Linked DNA regions of Homo sapiens: region 1 is linked to region 2. Evidence: chromatin loops called from intact Hi-C (ENCODE). Cell type or tissue: B cell. All regions are shown on one strand. Each heading gives the region's core, and the rest is flanking DNA. Links, peaks and the distances in the headings are about the cores only.

Region 1 (5,374 bases), core at 313-5,312, 930 kb before region 2:
CTCAAAAAAAAAAAAAAAAAAGATTTAATGGGAACTTCATGGGGTGGATACCTACGCTGTCAGAGATGTTTGTTATAGAGATTTGCAGAAAAAAAAACAAAACCTAGTCTGTTCTAGAATCTATGTTTCCTTGAAGTCTTAGCACAAGCAACTCCATTTTGGTTTGGTTTGGTTTGTTGGGGCCTAATGCATGAGCTTAGTCCAAAACAATGGCCTCGCAAAATTTTGTGCAAAAAATTCCCCCTTTTTGGTCAGGTTCTCACTTAGGTGAGAGTGTGACCAAAACTTAGGGCCTTAGCGCCACTCTCAGTTACCATCATTTTGGGTTTCGGTCTCAGCACATCATTTATAGGTTTTGGTGTTCTCATGGTTGCACATTTCTTTCAGCTTTTGTCATTCCAGTTGAAGAGAGAACATCTGACGTTCTAGAGATGACCGCGTGCAAACATTTAAAACCTTTGAGAGAATACAGCACACCAGGGAGACTATTATTATAAATATTGGGAGGATAACACCAAGAGTTCGGGGTATGCTCCTAAACCCAAGGCCCCGATAAACCAAACCTCCTAAAATCAAATAGATCAAAGAATGAGCTAGATAAAGGGTTTACTCACTTGACTAAGCAATTTCTTCGTTAATCCTCTACCACTGAATTTATTTTTTTCTTTTTTCCTTTTTTTTTTTTTTTAGACGGAGTCTTGCTCTGTCGCCCAGGTTGGAGTGCAGTGGCACAGTCTTGGTTCACTGCAACCTCTGCCTTCCGGGTTCAAGCAATTCTCTTGCCTCAGCTTCCTGAGTAGCTGCGATTACAGGCACCTGCCACCACGCCTAGCTAATTTTTGTATTTTTAGTAGAGATGGGGTTTTGCCATGTTGGCCAGGCTGATCTTGAACTCCTGACCTCAGGTGATCTGCCTGCCTCGGACTCCTAAAGTGCTGGGATTACAGGTGTAAGCCACCGCGCCCAGCCAATGAGGGATACATTTCTAATCATTGCTTCTTTTACTTCAAACCATGGTAAAAGGACCTAACAAATGATGCCTTTCTAGAAGAGTGAAGGCCTACTGGCAATGTTTTCTTTAACCCATGATGTGGGTTAGAGGAGTGAACCAATGTTTTGTTTTTGACTGATTATGAAGCAATGCATGTACCATTAAAGTTTCTTACCTACTTCGGGCCTTCATCTTTTATCTATCAAAGTCTAAGTTTATCCATGTATAAGGCTGGCTGCAAACTCCTTCACAAATAAAAGTATACCCCATAAGTGCACATAACAGACCCCTTTTCCACTTCTATTGTTTGTAGAGGCATAAGGAAGACAAAAAATATTGAAAGATAAGAGTTTCATGGTAGTAGAAGTCTTAATCTGTGAACTTGGGAAAAGCTGTTCACATCAAGGATGCCATTTTCTTCTTGGGAGAAATTTCCCAGGGTAGCTTTACCTCAAAAGTTCCAATGGGTGCACTGTTCCAAAAGTGTGGAGGGACCGTTCTCATTTGCGAGACCATGAACCCAAAGCCCAAGGTCCTGAAGTTTTGTTGTAGTGTGGATGACAAGGACAGTCTTCTCCAATGTTTCCAGAAAATTCAAACCATAAAAAGCTTTCTTTACCGGGGGAAAATACACTGTAGCATAATAATCTACTGTTATAACATCAGCCCTCTTGCATGGGAAAGCTTTTATACAACCAGAATGACAAATTGGAATTCAAATAACAATTGAATGAAATCCCCTTACAAAATGTTTAAATGGCCCACCCGGTGACCAAATGTACATGAAGCTTTGTTTGTCTTCCCAGGAATATGGGACTAAGCATTGGTTATAAACTATTTTAAACAATTTCAGTATCAGCTGGTTTAATATGAAAATCTGACGAAGTATTTTCTTGGTATTTAATTAAATTTTTGCTTGTTTTACTTGGGTTAGTAGCTTTATGCAAGGAAATTTCATTCAAAGCAATGAAAAACAACAACCAGGGCTGATACTGACTACTAAAAACTGTTTTAAACTCAGAAGGAAAAATAATATGGATTTCAGGCGTTCCCAGGTTATAAATGGGTTTTCTGCATGTTTGAAACCAAAAACAAACTTTCCTATAGAAATATCAGTAAATCTAGCAAAGAAATAACACACCCCAACCGTGTCATAGCCTGTCTTAAATAAGGGAAAAACATGAGAGCACTAGTAAGAGGCAAGTAAAGGGTGCTTTGCTTTACAATTGATGGAAGCTCGCAGGCTTTGTTCTTGGCTGCCCCACGCAGCCAGCGGAAGGCAGGCCAAGGAGGAAAGAGCCCGGCCTCCCAGGTCCCCGCAACTACAACTCCCAGGATGCCGCGGCGCAGGCTCCCTGCGGGAGCAGGCTGGGCTCAGCTCCGCTGGACCCGCGCTGGGGAACTCTGGCCTCGCTGCACTCATGGCTTCTCCTAGCAAGGCAGTGATTGTTCCCGGGAACGGAGGCGGGGATGTGACCACCCACGGCTGGTATGGCTGGGTGAAAAAGGAGCTGGAGAAGGTAAGCGCCCAACGCCGCTGCTCCGTGAAGTCAGCCTGGAGGGAGGGACGGCGGGAGAGGACTGAGGGCTGAAGTTTGAATAGGCGTCTAATCCCCTCTAGCAAAGCCCTGTGTGTTTTCCTGCCTCTCCCCCGCTGCCTTCTCTTAAAGTCTGAGCTAGTGGTCGAATTTTGACTGGTAAAACTGCCTGGAAGACTTCTCTGAGGGCTCAGCCTTTAGAGTTAAAGGAACCCCTTTGAACTACCGAGGCTGAGCCCCTGAGCCCCGCCCCCCGTATCTGCTGCTGGTTCAGATTTGGGACTTCCCAGATAATTTTACATGTTCACTGCTTCCCGCTTCAGCTTTTAAAAAATTAAATATGCTATACTTAATATATACAAAGGATATACGTAACATGCGTCTACATTATGAGGCATAATGTAATGAATTACCAAACTAAAACCTGGGACATTGCCTATACATCATCTTCCAAACGACCCTTATGTCTACCCATCTCAGTCCCGTGCCATCCTGAATTTTTTCATCTGCTTCTCTTTTTAAAATTGAAGTACTTTTCAACCTATGAATATACCTTTTAAACAACAGACTGTTCTATTTGGCTTCTTGGTGAGCTTTATAAAAGTGGCATCTTACTGTAGGCTGACCTGTGCCGTTTGATTTTTATTTTTTAACCCTCTTCTGTAACCAGGCGGTAAGTCGGCTCCCTGGGTTGCTGTCCTCTAGAGCGGGTCTCCAGAATAGATTGCAGCGCTGTGGCTGAAAACCCTGGTCAGAGTTACAACCCCAAAGGTCAGGGCTGGAGCTTCTGAGAGTATGCTGTCTCCAAATTTCTGTATCACGTTCCTGTGCCACGTTTTACCTACTCCCTGGAACACAGTCTATTTGGCTCCAGGTCAGTCTGTCTAGAACACATTTGTTCATGCCTCTCTATAGATGCAGGCCTGTAGAGGCAAATATGGGTGTACAAATGCAGATATAGGTCTCTCTATAGAGATCAGCAGAGCTGCCTAGATACAGAACTACAGATGGAGTTCATGCGAAAAGATGGTCACTTAACCTACTTCATTTCATAACACAAGTTAATACTGAATTGGTAACGATCATATCAGGTGCCTCATTTCTTATTAGCAAAGTATTAGTTGTAATTAAGCTCTTTATTATAGCTTTTTCTCCCCCCTCATATCATAGATACCTGGTTTCCAGTGTTTGGCTAAAAACATGCCCGACCCAAGTAAGTTTTAAACTTGTTTTTAAATAGCCTCATCTTGTTGGGTTTTGATATTACCATTTTTGTGGTAGAGAACAAGAATATCATAGTGGAGGAACCAAAGATGCCTATATACCTAAGAAAGAATAAGGCAAGCAGCTTGGGGAGGAGGGTGTGAACCAAAAGCCATAGAAAATTCTTTTTTTTTTTTTTTTTTCAATTCTGTGAATTTGTCATTTTTATTTATTTATTTATTTATTTATTTATTTATTTATTTATTGATCATTCTTGGGTGTTTCTCGCAGAGGGGGATTTGGCAGGGTCACAGGACAATAGTGGAGGGAAGGTCAGCAGATAAACAAGTGAACAACGGTCTCTGGTTTTCCTAGGCAGAGGACCCTGCGGCCTTCCGCAGTGTTTGCGTCCCTGGGTACTTGAGATTAGGGAGTGGTGATGACTCTTAACGAGCATGCTGCCTTCAAGCATCTGTTTAACAAAGCACATCTTGCACCGCCCTTAATCCATTTAACCCTGAGTGGACACAGCACATGTTTCAGAGAGCACAGGGTTGGGGGTAAGGTCACAGATCAACAGGATCCCAAGGCAGAAGAATTTTTCTTAGTACAGAACAAAATGAAAAGTCTCCCATGTCTACCTCTTTCTACACAGACACGGCAACCATCCGATTTCTCAATCTTTTCCCCACCTTTCCCCCCTTTCTATTCCACAAAACTGCCATTGTCATCATGGCCCGTTCTCAATGAGCTGTTGGGTACACCTCCCAGACGGGGTGGTGGCCGGACAGAGGGGCTCCTCACTTCCCAGTAGGGGCGGCCGGGCAGAGGCGCCCCTCACCTCCCGGATGGGGTAAGCCATAGAAAATTCTAGTAAGGATTAGGAAAGCACCTGGGCATGGTAAAATTTAATTTTCAACTTTGCACCAACTTGATTTTTCCCTTCTATATGTCTACAAATATTTTCAGGCAGAATTTGTGGGTACTATACTTGAGGCATAGGTATAAAACTTTACAGCATCTATTTGAGGTCCTAATGTTTAAAAATGTCATATTGCTACTTTTGTTCTGGGTATGCCTATGACTTGTCTCAGGAATCCCCTTTTTGGAAAGAATGAATAAATGTGAATTTTAGAATGTTGCAAGAGTTTTTTTGCTTTTTTTTTTGAGATGGAGTCTCGCTCTGTTGCCCAGGCCAGAGTGCTGTGGCGTGATGTTGGCTCACTGCAACCTCTGCCTCCTGGGTTCAAGTGATTCTCCTGTGTCAGCCTCCCAAGTAGCTGGGATTACAGGCATGCGCCATCACGCCTGGCTAATTTTTTTTGTATTTTTAGCAGAGACGGGGTTTCAGCATTTGGGCAGGCTGGTCTCGAACTCCTGACCTCAAATGATCTGTCCACCTCAGCCTCCCAAAGTGTTGGGATTATAGGTGTGAACCACTGCACCTGACCATTAGCTTTTTTTTTCAAGTTTGAAAGTTTACATTAAAATTTCAGAGTTATATTTTATTATTTCCTTAGTATTTTCTTACAAGAACATGGTAAACCAAAAAAAAAAAAAAAAAAGAGAAAAGAAAAACTAGTTACCAAAACTGTGGACTTGGATCTTTCAAGTAGTAATACATAAATCTTTGGTTTTGTTA
Region 2 (5,374 bases), core at 153-5,152:
ATGATGCATATTTAGCTGTAATGATAACATAAAAACCTGAAATATGGCAATAAGATAGCCCTGTTTTTCCTGTACAAAAGGATCTGTTATTCTGTGTACTTTTCTGCTTAAAATGTTTCAAAATTATTATTTTAAAACTTGGAGTTGGAAAAGGTGATTTGTCTCAAGTCAATTAATCCTTTACAATCTGTTTTCTCATATGTTAAATAGGCATGTGAATACATGCCCAACCTATTTCACTGGGTTGTAGTGTTTTTGCTAATCACCAAGTATTAGAATACTTGAATACTGCGCCAATTAGTTCAGTCTGTGAGACCACAGTCCAGATTAGGATAAGGTTAAGGGTTAGATTATCGTGCAAACCTTTTAACTCTACTTCAGGGGCAAGACTACACTCTTACTTTCCAAGAAGCATAAAAGATACTCTGGTTACAAGAGGAGCTAGGCAAGTCTAGGTGTGATGTCTCAATCCATATCCAGTAGAACTACTGAGCAAATAACCTTAGTAACTTGATGATGGGCTACTAAACAATCTCTGTATAAGGAGGCTGGCACACCCAGTACACACACACACACGTTTTGTTTGGGGTCTGTAATTGTGGTTCACGTGGAGGCAGACGTTGTTTGTTTTTTGTTGGAGGAGACATCTGAAAACATCTAATCTCATCCTGAAGCGCCCAGCTGGTTTCAAACTGCTTTATTTCAGGTGCTTCTAAAAGACTTGGTGAGTACAAGGAAGTGATTCTGCTAATTTAGAACAAACCCATCGGTAGTTAAAATTTAATCTTAAAAGAAACTTGGAACCAAGCATCTAACCAAAAGAGCTAAAAGCAAAGTGCTAGACTCTGGGATAATACCCACAATATTCTCTAATCACTGAACTAAACAAAGATGCTCCTGCGCTCATAAGGCTAAAAACAAAAATAACCTTTAAAAATGGGGGGTCTATAATCTGAACTCTAAGAGTAACTTGTAAGGTCTTCTTGATCTCCCTAAAGCCAACAATTTTGAAGCGTATTTGGAAATCGCTCATTTCTAATTTTTATTTCTCCCACTCCTCACAAGAACCAGGAAATATAACAGACCCTTCCTTCCTTGAATTTAGTTAAGCTTTAACTAAAACTAAGCATTTAACTAAAGGTAAAATGTTTGGTCTCTTATTTTCAAACAGAAAAATAAAGTCTGTATTAGCCACTCAATAAAAAAGCATAATGTCAAATCAGAAGTCTCTAGAGCAGACCCTAGTCAGCTTCAAAGCACTTTCACAGAGTGAATGGTCTTAAGCGTACCATAACTCAAAGCCCCTAGATTAAGTCTTTCAGTATAAAGTAGCATATACATTTAAAATGTTATTAAATTTCTAATAATTAGATATTAAAAAGACTCAAGATGCTGATACTTTGTAGCTTACAGCATTAAACCAAAGAAGAACCAAAAACTGAACAGTATCAAATCCCTATTACATACATATCTACAGTCATCAAGAAACTACCGGTTTATCTTTTCTTTCACTAAGGGGCCGCCTGCATGTTCACGGAAGTTGTAGTAACTTAAGAAAACCAAAACTGTTATACAGTGAAAACAGTTTGTATGCAGATAAGCTGGTACCAACTGCTTCTAGACAGATGCAATTACAGTGTAATATTTCTAGCAAAGTCTGGTAAGGCTACGCCTGCAAATCACTGACCAAAAATGGTAACAGTGTGTGCACACTAACGAAAACGACAAAATGTTCCAACTGATAGTTCAGTTGAGAATACGTTTTTAAATAGCTAATTAGAGTGACAGTGTAAAGGGGGAAAATATGTAAATTAAGCAAAATGTCCATCATATAGAATATACTAATGAGCACCTGTTTACTTTCTGGTGACTCCAGTATTTTAATGGTTTTTAAAGCTCTTAAATTTGGTTGTATCAGCATCCCAGCATCATGCCCACACCTTGCGCACCAAGTTCTGGCAGAGTCCAACTGTCTACAGGTCAGAAAAAAAATTCTAACCATACACGGACAGATCGGGCAGGGAAGGGTTAAAACAGACACTGCCAAGCTTGACAAGCACGACGAGAGTGCTGCTGGAAGCCGATTGCCAGATAAAAAGAAAAAAACAAAGGAGCTGCAAGGCCACCCCGTTCTAAATCATGCCAGGATCCTGCTCGTTAGCGATCATTCCGTGCTCTAGGACTGTTCCATAAAGGCTTTATCTTCCTTATTGAGATGGACAGACCTCAAGGGCTGGAACGCGCACAAGTCACCAAGCGCCTCAGCGCCAGCTCTGGGGAAACCCACGCCAACAAGGACGGTGGCCGGATTCCGACGCCCCCCGCCCCCCACTCCCCGGCCTCGGTGTGCAGACCCCCGGATGGATTTCACAGAGCGGGTGGGGGCGCTCGACCCCAGCCAGTTGTTGCAAGGCCGGGTCTGGAGACACCCGCAGAGGCCACGCTCAGGGCGGCGGCCTCGCCCCAGCTGGGAGCTGCGCAACAGCCGCGGATCCACCCCGGGGCGCGGGGGCCCAGCCAGGACGGCGGGAGACGGAGGCCCAGAGACCCCCCCTCACCCGCAGCCCGGACACTGCAGCCGGACCGGGTCCCTCCCCGGGCTGAGGCACGGCTCACCCCCTTAGCCCCGACTCCGCGGCGCCCCAGAGACACACTGCTCCCGGCCGCCTCGGCCCACGCCTCGGCCTCCCTCCTACTCACCATCTTCGCCGCGGCGGTCGCAGGGACGCGGGGGAGGGAGCCGGCGGGCAGCGAGTATGCAGACCGTCCTCCTCACGGCTGCGGGACCGAGAGACCCAGCGCTGAGCTGACGCGGCGGCGCGAGCTTACCCCGGGGCGGGCGCGCCTCAGGACGGAACGCGGCTGCGCACGTCACGCACCGCCTGCCGTTGCTACGCAACCAGCCGGCCAGGCAACGCCCCCCCGGCGGCTATCCAGAGTCTCGGAGGGGAGCTTCCCTCATCTGCTGAAGGCTGCGGGGCAGGGTCCGCCTCACCAGAAAGTGTTTAGGGGTGGGGGTGCGTCCTCTCTGGTCTGCAGGAGGCTAGAAGGCGGACTGGGCTGGCTCCTGCTGGCGAGGGGCGGGCAAAAGATGATGGGGGAGGGGTGGCCTTCCTTCGCCTCCTCGGCGGGGCCACCTGACGCCCCACCCACTGTGCAGGCATGGCCCGCGCGGGGAGGCAGCCACCTGGCCAGGTGTGCCTGCCGCTGGGGCGGGGCGAGGCCGTGGAGGGGAAAAGGAGGGGAGAGCCGGGGGAGAGGGGTACAGAGTGTGGGAAGGAGGGGGATTTGGAGGGGAGAGGCGAGGGGCACATAGTTGGGGGAGGAGGAGGATGGAGAGGGGAGGGAAGAGGTGAGGGAGAGGGGACAGTGTGGGGAGAGGAGGGGGATGTGGGGGGAGGGGCGAGGGGGCACTTAGTGGGGGAGGTGGGGGCAAGGGGAGAGGTGAGGGAGAGGGACACAGTGGTGGAAGGAGAGAGATGTTGGGGGTTGGGAGGGCAGGGCCCGAGGAGGGGGAACGCACTGGGGGAGGACCCACGGGAGCGGAGTCGCGGGCCGCGGCAGCGGGGACGCCTCCCGCATTTTTTACCTACTTTGGTGCGATTCCCGCCGCCCTCCCCTGATTGGCCCAGTCTGGCTTGTCCTGCCCTCGCGTGAGGGGAAAAAAGTCTGCACATTTTTCCTCCTTCCCGAGGCGACCGTGGCCATGCAGAGTGCTCTGTGAGTCACCGTTAATTTCAGGTCTGGAAAAACAAGGAGCATTTATTTATCTTTGGGAACTGCCGGGGAAGGAGGCCGGCGGCGCGCAGGGGTGTGGCTGGGAAAGGCCGCGCTGTCCCGGGACGGTGGCGCCAGCCCCGCCGCTCAGTTCTCCGGGTTTTTAATTTGGAATTGTGTTTTTCTAATGGGCGGTTGCGTCGGAAACACGGTTTTCAGAGGGCCCAGATGAATCCCAGCGTTTTTGCTGCGGGTGTTTTTGTGGGAAATAAAGGGAACAAAGAATTTTATAAATTAATTTAGGTTACCGAGAACATCATGGCCTCGACCAAAACTATTTTAATTCTCCAAATATGAGACTTTTGGACAAGATGGTCAGTATTTTTTTTTCCGGCACTACGTAAAATCTAGGTTGTATGTGGCTTTTGTTCTGCCCCACTCAACATAGGAACCCATTTCTCATTACCCTCGTTCTTTTTAAAAAAGACAGTAAGTTGTGCAGTTCTAAGCCTTTACCACCTGAGACATGATTTTTGGCGGGCTAGAGCAGTGGTTCTTTAGCATGCATCAGAATCACCTGGAAAAGTTGTTCAAAGCTAGATTTGTGTGCCCCATCCCCAAGGTTCCCTCACTGCTTCTAAGATGATGCTTGAGAATGGGCATTTCTAACAACTCCTAGGTGATGCTGAAGATGCCAGTCCGAGACCACACTCCTGAACTGAGAAGGAACCCCCCTGTATCCTCCTGCAGCTGGAACCCTTTGCTTTTCTGCCTGCCTAGGACCCTGTGGCCCTTACACTTCTTAATATTCAGACTTCCTTTCTAGTCCAAAAGTGAATGGTGCTCATTTAAGGATACATGCCTGCCTGCTTGCTCCAGCCTCTCCTGCATTTCGTCCTCCACTCTGCCACCAGAGTTAGGTCCAAACATAAGACTGGTCTTGTTACATTCTTGCTTAAAATTTGCTGTGGCTTCCTCCATAACCCTCAGCAGGTCAGTCTGGCCCGTCTGCCTCTGGCCTCAGCCTACTTTTTCTGCCCTATCTCCCATATCTTCCTAAGTGCCCACTGCCCCTCCCAGACGAAACTTCTCATTCCAGAACACCTCTTACTAGTTCTAACTACCTTGATCATGGGCCTGCTTATTTTTTCAGCCTGGGATGTTCCTATCACCCTTCGCATCTGAAGACTTCTCTTACCACTTCCCAAGGATCAATAGTAGTTCCTTCTTTTTTTTTTTTTCGTGCCCCGTACCCCTTACAACTCCTTCACCCCCCTAGTTCCTTCTATAATCCCAGAGTTCATCACTTCTCAAATCTTTTTTTTTTTTTTTTGAGACTGAGTTTCACTCTTGTTGCCCAGACTGTAGTGCAATGGTGCGATCTCGGGTCACTGCAACCTCCGCCTCTCGGGTTCAAGCGATTCTCCTGCCTCAACCTCCCGAGTAGCTGGGATTACAGGCATGCGCCACCACACCCGGCTAATTTTGTATTTTTAGTAGAGATAAGGTTTCTCCGTGTTGGTCAGGCTGGTCTTGAACTCCCGACCTCAGGTGATCTGGCCACCTTGGCCTCCCAAAGTGCTGAGATTACAGGCCTTAGACACCGAGCGCCCGGCCACCTCTCAAATCTTAATAAAGATCCAAATCACCTGAGATC

The links. Peaks named below come from ENCODE experiments on the same cell type or tissue, not always from the same donor. Only the 100,000 strongest peaks of a DNase experiment are listed, where the experiment ranks them.
Region 1: it touches region 2 in a loop (26-fold over the local background); 2 of 110 quality-filtered maps call a loop at or near these places.

What each region holds. Positions count from the first base shown.
Region 1 is chr20:18,494,206-18,499,579 of GRCh38, reverse strand. It overlaps RBBP9 (RB binding protein 9, serine hydrolase), which reads left to right and starts at 2,355. Exons shown (of 5, transcript NM_006606.3): 1 at 2,355-2,511; 2 at 3,700-3,742. The coding sequence starts at 2,413. RefSeq lists enhancers at 2,193-2,252, 2,353-2,402, 2,006-2,570, 2,423-2,582, 2,753-2,802. In B cell, for the core only: no CTCF peak of the experiment used is centred there; a DNase peak (open chromatin) is centred at 2,339; H3K4me3 peaks cover 1,335 bases; H3K27ac peaks cover 1,001 bases.
Region 2 is chr20:17,567,538-17,572,911 of GRCh38, reverse strand. It overlaps DSTN (destrin, actin depolymerizing factor), which reads right to left and starts at 2,837. Exons shown (of 4, transcript NM_006870.4): 1 at 2,701-2,837. The coding sequence starts at 2,703. It also overlaps a transcript of BFSP1 not described here. RefSeq lists silencers at 2,397-2,686, 2,707-2,896 and an enhancer at 3,307-3,874. In B cell, for the core only: no CTCF peak of the experiment used is centred there; DNase peaks (open chromatin) are centred at 1,661, 2,891 and 3,591; H3K4me3 peaks cover 2,421 bases; H3K27ac peaks cover 1,023 bases; H3K27me3 peaks cover 1,200 bases.